Linked DNA regions of Mus musculus: region 1 is linked to region 2. A link is a contact called in ENCODE Hi-C or POLR2A ChIA-PET data. All regions are on one chromosome and are shown on one strand. The core of a region is the stretch at or near the end of the contact, and the rest is flanking DNA. Distances in the headings are between cores, read along the strand shown.

Region 1 (2,765 bases), core at 57-2,556, 37 kb before region 2:
GCATGGTGTCTTAGCAACAACGACTTATCCTCAACCTCTGCAATGCAACTAAGAGCAACAGCAAAGCTTGTTTGGGGAGTTTCTTGGACATCTCTGACAAACTGCTCAAACAGCATCTCCTTGCCCAGTGCTGGGATTTTTGTTAGATGACTGTGAGAAAATGTCTCTTTTGCAGACTGTCTGGACAGTTTTTTCAGTTGGGTCAACATTCTTTGCTTCCAGCCAGCAAGAGAAATAAATCAGGGTTTTTTTTGTTTGTTTGTTTTTTTAATGTACTCTTAAATCTTTCTTTTTAAAAAATACTCCACAAGAGGTTCCATTCAAACATCTGAGATTATTAAGGAATATATTTGTTTTGTGTTCATTCTTTTTTTCTTTCTGCTAAAATAACCACGATATTCTCCTTATTAAATTTTTATTTATTTGTTCTCGATTTCATGTATATGCTTTGATCATATCTTTGCATCTTGCCACCATGACACCTGGTTTCTCCTCTTCTAGAAATCCAATCAATCTCCCCAGCAACAGGCAAGAACTGCTGTCTTAGTAACTATTCTATTTCTGGGAAGAGACAACATGACTAAGACAACTCTTATAAAAGGAATCGTCAATCGGGGACCTGCTTACAGTTTTAGTTAATGATGGGGGGGTGGGGTGGCGGGCAGGCATGGCAATGAAGCAGTAGCTGAGAGCTTTACATCTTAATTGCCAGGCAACAAGGGTCCGGGGTGGGGGTTGGGGGCAGAGGAGGCAGGGAGGAGAGAGCTGCGCCTAGTGTGGGCTTTTTAAACCCCAAAGTCCACTCCCAGTGACACACCTCCTCCAAGGTCAAATCTCCATATCCTTCCAAAACTGTTCCAGTCCTCGGTGACTAAGCATTCAAACAGATGAGCCTAGGCGCGCGGGGGGGGGGGGGGGGGGGGCGTTCGCATGTAAACCACCACAAATACTGCTGTAATTAAGGAGCATTTCCGCCTTCCCAATCCAAGTTTTGAATTTAGATCTTAGGATCCTTTTCTAGAACTGCTTCGGGGAGAGTGAAAGCCAATCTCTTCTGAGCAGACTCTATCTTGTGTGTTCATTGCGGCGACTAAATGTCATGATAAACGACCAACACAGAACTGGAGAATGAGAAAGCGATCTCAAGTTCCTGCCTCCCCTCCTAAGCCGCTAAAAATCCTTACTACGCCGCGCAGGCGCCCCCGGCCGCTGAGCGAGAGGACCCGGGAGGCTCCGCCCCTCTAAGGTGTCCGGCGCGCCTGACCGCCTCGGCCTCCGCGACGTCAGGCCTCTCCTTGGCCAGCCCGGGTCCTCGGCTTTGTGAGGACCCCGCCCCGCCCCCGCGCTGAGGCAGCCCCCCCGCCGGGCGGACCACTTCACCCTCTCTACGTCGGTCTCTCAAAGATGCCGCTCTACGAGGGCCTTGGGAGCGGCGGCGAGAAGACAGCAGTCGTGATCGACCTAGGAGAAGCTTTCACCAAGTGAGTGGCCATGGGCGGCTGTGGGCCCGAGGGACGTGCCGGTGGTCCCGGACTGGCAACCGTCTTTAGGCCCGCTGGGCACCCGGGACCTTCCCCCGGCGATCCCGCGAATGCTAGCTCACATCGTTGCCTTAAGGCAAAGCTCAGTCCACACTCAGTGATGAATGTGTTGTCAGGGAGGACTCTCTTGGGCAATGCGAACCTGTAGGATCTGGTGGCCTGAGTGGGATCTGGACTCCTAGAGAAGCCCAGGAAGCTCGGGGAACGGTGTCCCCCACCCCACCCCCGTCTAAGGTGATCAGGGGCCATCACTTTAACTTTTGACAGCGATGACCCAGATTGTGCTTGCCTCTGGCTGGGTCAGATTGGAAGGAAACCATCGAATTGTAACGCTTGCTGACTCTTTCCACCATAAAACATTTATGGGATGGAGCCCCATTGGTTCTGGAAATAGATTGTTCTCCAGGAGTGTAGGAAATCAGCTATGGAGCCCTGGCACATGAAGACAGGAAGCCGCATAGAAATGAGACGGGAAATTGTTGGTTACCTTATAATACTCTTAGACCCACATTTTGCACTTTAAAAAAGCAGTTTGTAAGCACGGGAGTAGTGGTCCTCGAAGTGGCAGTCAAAGGTAGAGATAGCAAAACACAAATTCACAAGCCTTGGAACATCTGGACAGTATGAGAGGATGCTGGACGGTTTTAAGTTCTTTGGACCATCCATTTAAGAGTCCTTGTATTGGACTCAAGAACAACACAGAATTACATGACATATATGTATATATAAAGTGATGTTGTGTATGAAATACATATTAGGCTCCAGAAAGCTGAGAGTTCCATCATATATACATATTATGTGTTTGAGGTGAAGTTATATATGAAACAGATGTGTGGATTATTTTTGCATATTTTAAACACTTCCTAACCTGTAATAGATGTTAAGCAACTATTAAATAAATGGTCATAAGAACAGACTTAAAAATTGGTCCTTAGAAGCTACAGAATTGGATTAAACATAGTTCTTGATTATCCTCTCCTTCTCTGACTCTCCCATATTCATCTTACTTTTTTAAAAAACATTAATATAATAAGTAGAGATTACTACCTGAAAATAATTATTGTGGCTATACATTGAAAATATAAATTATTATATAGGGATGTGATTGAAGACAGAAGGACATAAAAGTTTTCAAAGGCAGAACTTAAGCTACATCATTACAAAGTCCTTGAGGACTTTGAGGAGCACTGAATATAAGTAACATTGAAGTGAAAATGGAGAGAG
Region 2 (3,128 bases), core at 178-2,677:
GTAGAGGCTGAAAGATTAGGAGTTCAGTGCCATCTTTGGCCAGCCTAAGATACTTGAGACTGCTTCAACAAAACAACGAACCAAAATAAAGTTGATTGATAGTGGGTTTTTAAAAATGTGTTTTTATTGATGTTTGTTTTGTTTTCTTTTTAGACAGGGCTCTTATATTGCAAGCTGGCCTCCCGTCCCTGCCTTCTGCATCACCCTGCTGGAAAATATTTTCTAGCTATATAAAATAAAAGTCTCCAGATATTTATTTATTTTGTTTTTTTGAGACAGGGTTTTTCTGTATAGCCCTGGCTGTCCTGGAACTCACTTTGTAGACCAGATTGACCTCGAACTCAGAAATCCGCCTGCCTCTGCCTCCCGAGTACTGGGATTAAAGGCGTGTGCCACCACGCTCGGCTCAGATATATTTTTTTAAATAAAAATATTTCTAACGTTGTATTTACAATTGGGATTTAAAATCCACCCACCACTAGGTCAGGTTCCATGCCCACTCCTTTGATTTATCTGTTGCCCTCCCTCCACTTAATACTTAAGATCATAACCTGATAGTTGTTAGAATGAGCCGAGCAACTGGAGTCCCCCAAGCCACCTTAGCCTTTCCTAACGCTAAGTCTCATAATCTTCCTAGTAGGAATGAAGATATTCTAAAGAAGCTCTTGTGCTCCTCTTTTTGATAAGACTCCAAGAAACTGGAACTTCTCCAGGAATTACATGCTGGGTGAAAGAAGGCTGAAGCCTGCCTGGTTCCAGCCAGAGGGACAGCTTTCTCTCACACATAGATTTCACACCACCTTGCAGGAGAGGCTAAAGTTGAAACCATGATGGAAAAGGTATCACACCTTGACCGAGGCTGCTTAGTTATGCACAGCAGTTGAACCAAACGTCATGTTCGGACTCTGATGATGAACTTGGTCGGAGGATGGGGGGGTCAATTGCCTCCTTTTGTTCCTTTTCCTTTTTTTTTTTTTTTTTTTTTTTTTTTTTTGGTGTTTTTGAGACAGGGTTTCTCTGTGTAGTCCTGGCTGTCCTGGAACTCACTTTGTAGACCAGGCTGGCCTCGAACTCAGAAATCCGCCTGCCTCTGCCTCCCGAGTGCTGGGATTAAAGGCATGCGCCACCACGCCCGGCTTTGTTCCTTTTCCTAAGGTGGGTTTTTCCTTCCCCGACTTTTAAGAATTCCTGTCTGTGTGGGCTACAGAGGACAGGTGCCCAAGCCTGTCCTCCTTAGGATTATTAGCTACTTAGGACTATTAGGAACTAGGCTCTGACCTTAGCTCTTCCAATACCAGTTTCAGTTGACACAGTAGCAACTTCTCCAGGGAACCGCCTCTATGGTTTCTGCGCACGCGCGCTCTCTGCTTTTTTTTTTTTTTTTTTTTCCCCCTACAGTTTTCGTCCCAGCCCACGGAACAAGCCGCAAGAGGAAAGGCTATTGGTGGAGAGCGCAGCCAATGGGCGAGCCTGTTACTAGCCTGCGCCGTGTGCGGCGTAGGAGCGGCGCTTGAGGCCTGGAAGCGTTCCGCGGCCTGCCGGGTCAGCACCATGAGCTCCATCGGCACTGGGGTGAGTCTCTCCGCGCCGTCTCTTCCAGTTCGGGGTTGAAGGCAGTGAGGAAGCCCGGCTGCGGCTCGGAGGGCCGCTGGATCCCCGGCGCTGCCCGAGTCCTGGGGACCCGCGGCCTCTGTCTCGGTGACCCCGGCTCCCGCGGCGGTTCGGGCCGGTCCTGTCCGCCCCCGTGCAGCGACAGCCCCGGGTGCTGAGTCACTTTAGTCTCATGCTTAAGGAAACTGAAAGTGGAGACTCGCGGGCCTGCCGCAGTGCGAGCTCCCCGGCTCGACCCTCGAACGGCCCCTTGCAAGCCCCTGCTGGTCGCAATGCCTCGGCCGGATCGCCGAGTGCGTCGTGCGGCCGCCGCCGGCCCATGCAGGTGCTGCGGAGCTGTGTGCTGCGGTGCTGCTGACTCACAGGCCTGCCCGGGCTTCCCGGACGGAACCTAGTTAGTGGACGTTCCCTGGAAACGGGACACCACCTAGAAGAAAGGCTGGATCTCATGAGTCCTTGCCTTTCCTTTGCGTTCTGCTTTTCGCGAACAAGCTATTTTAAGCGAGTCTGTAAGCATTTAAAGGGTTATCTATGGGCCTAAGCGCCTCCGATTTGTAAGGAGTATTGAGGATTTGCGAGCTGGACTTTAATTTGTTGGGGCTAAATACACCCAGTGTGTGCAGCGATTTACCCCACCTTTCCTTTGTCTCCATATAGAACTACTTAACAGTCTCGATTATTTGCAGTAGAGGTAATGAATGAATAATGCGTTTCTTGGTTATCCTTGTTTCCCCCATTATTTTGATGCTCACCAAGTGTGGTGCACCCCTTTAATCCTAGCACTTGGGAGGTAGAGGTAGGAGGATCTCTGAGTTCGAGGCCAGCCTGGTCTACTTAATGAGTTCCAGGACAGCCAGGACTATGTAAAGAGACCCTGTCTTTAAAACAAAACACGCGCGCGCGCACACACACACACACACACACACACACAAACAAAATAAGATTTGCTGCTCAGAATTAAACTCGCATACTGTGTTCTTATGCTTAGAATTAAGTGGTTACAAGATATTAATACTATGTAATACTTTTGGGATAAGTGCTCAATAATATGTCTCAGCAAATTGGCTTTGCAGTTGTAGTAATGTTATCCTCTGTCAGTGGTCAATCCATGTGGAATATTTTAATATGAAAGTAACCCTGAGTTTTAGGAAGTTTCACGGTTGAAGGCTTGTTTTCTGGCTGTCTTCTAAGAATTGTAAATACCAGTATTTGTCAGTCATTTTGGGCCATTTGGTTTTCTTTTTTTTAACCCCTACTGCTGGGCAGTTGGGAAGGCCAGCCGAGGGCCTCAAGAGCTAGTAGGCAAGCACTGAGCCCCAAATCCTATATTCAATTAAAGAAAATAGTGAGTGTGTGTGTGTGTGTGTGTGTGTTTGTAGGGGGTGGGGTTGAGATAGAGCCATACTGGCCTAGAACTCTGCATCTTTCTGTGTCAGCCTCATGAGTGCTGGGACCCATCCGTATTGCTTAGATATGCAGCAAGAAAGGATTATTATTTAATTTTGAATTCTGTATGG

The links. A loop is a pair of places that touch in the nucleus more often than their neighbours do. ChIA-PET counts read pairs that join two places held with the same protein, here RNA polymerase II (POLR2A).
Region 1: a loop to region 2 is called in a map of left cerebral cortex, with 9 times the contacts of the local background. The contact joins the promoter of Actr10 here to the promoter of Psma3 in region 2. A Hi-C loop is called at or near these places in 5 of 37 maps with a recorded cell type or tissue (gastrocnemius, heart and left cerebral cortex). POLR2A ChIA-PET finds 5 or more read pairs at or near these places in 3 of 5 experiments (Patski and embryonic stem cell).

What each region holds. Positions count from the first base shown.
Region 1 is chr12:70,936,551-70,939,315 of GRCm38, forward strand. Actr10 (ARP10 actin-related protein 10) reads left to right here and starts at 1,307. Exons shown (of 13, transcript NM_019785.2): 1 at 1,307-1,481. The coding sequence starts at 1,405.
Region 2 is chr12:70,973,196-70,976,323 of GRCm38, forward strand. Psma3 (proteasome subunit alpha 3) reads left to right here and starts at 1,428. Exons shown (of 11, transcript NM_011184.5): 1 at 1,428-1,572. The coding sequence starts at 1,552.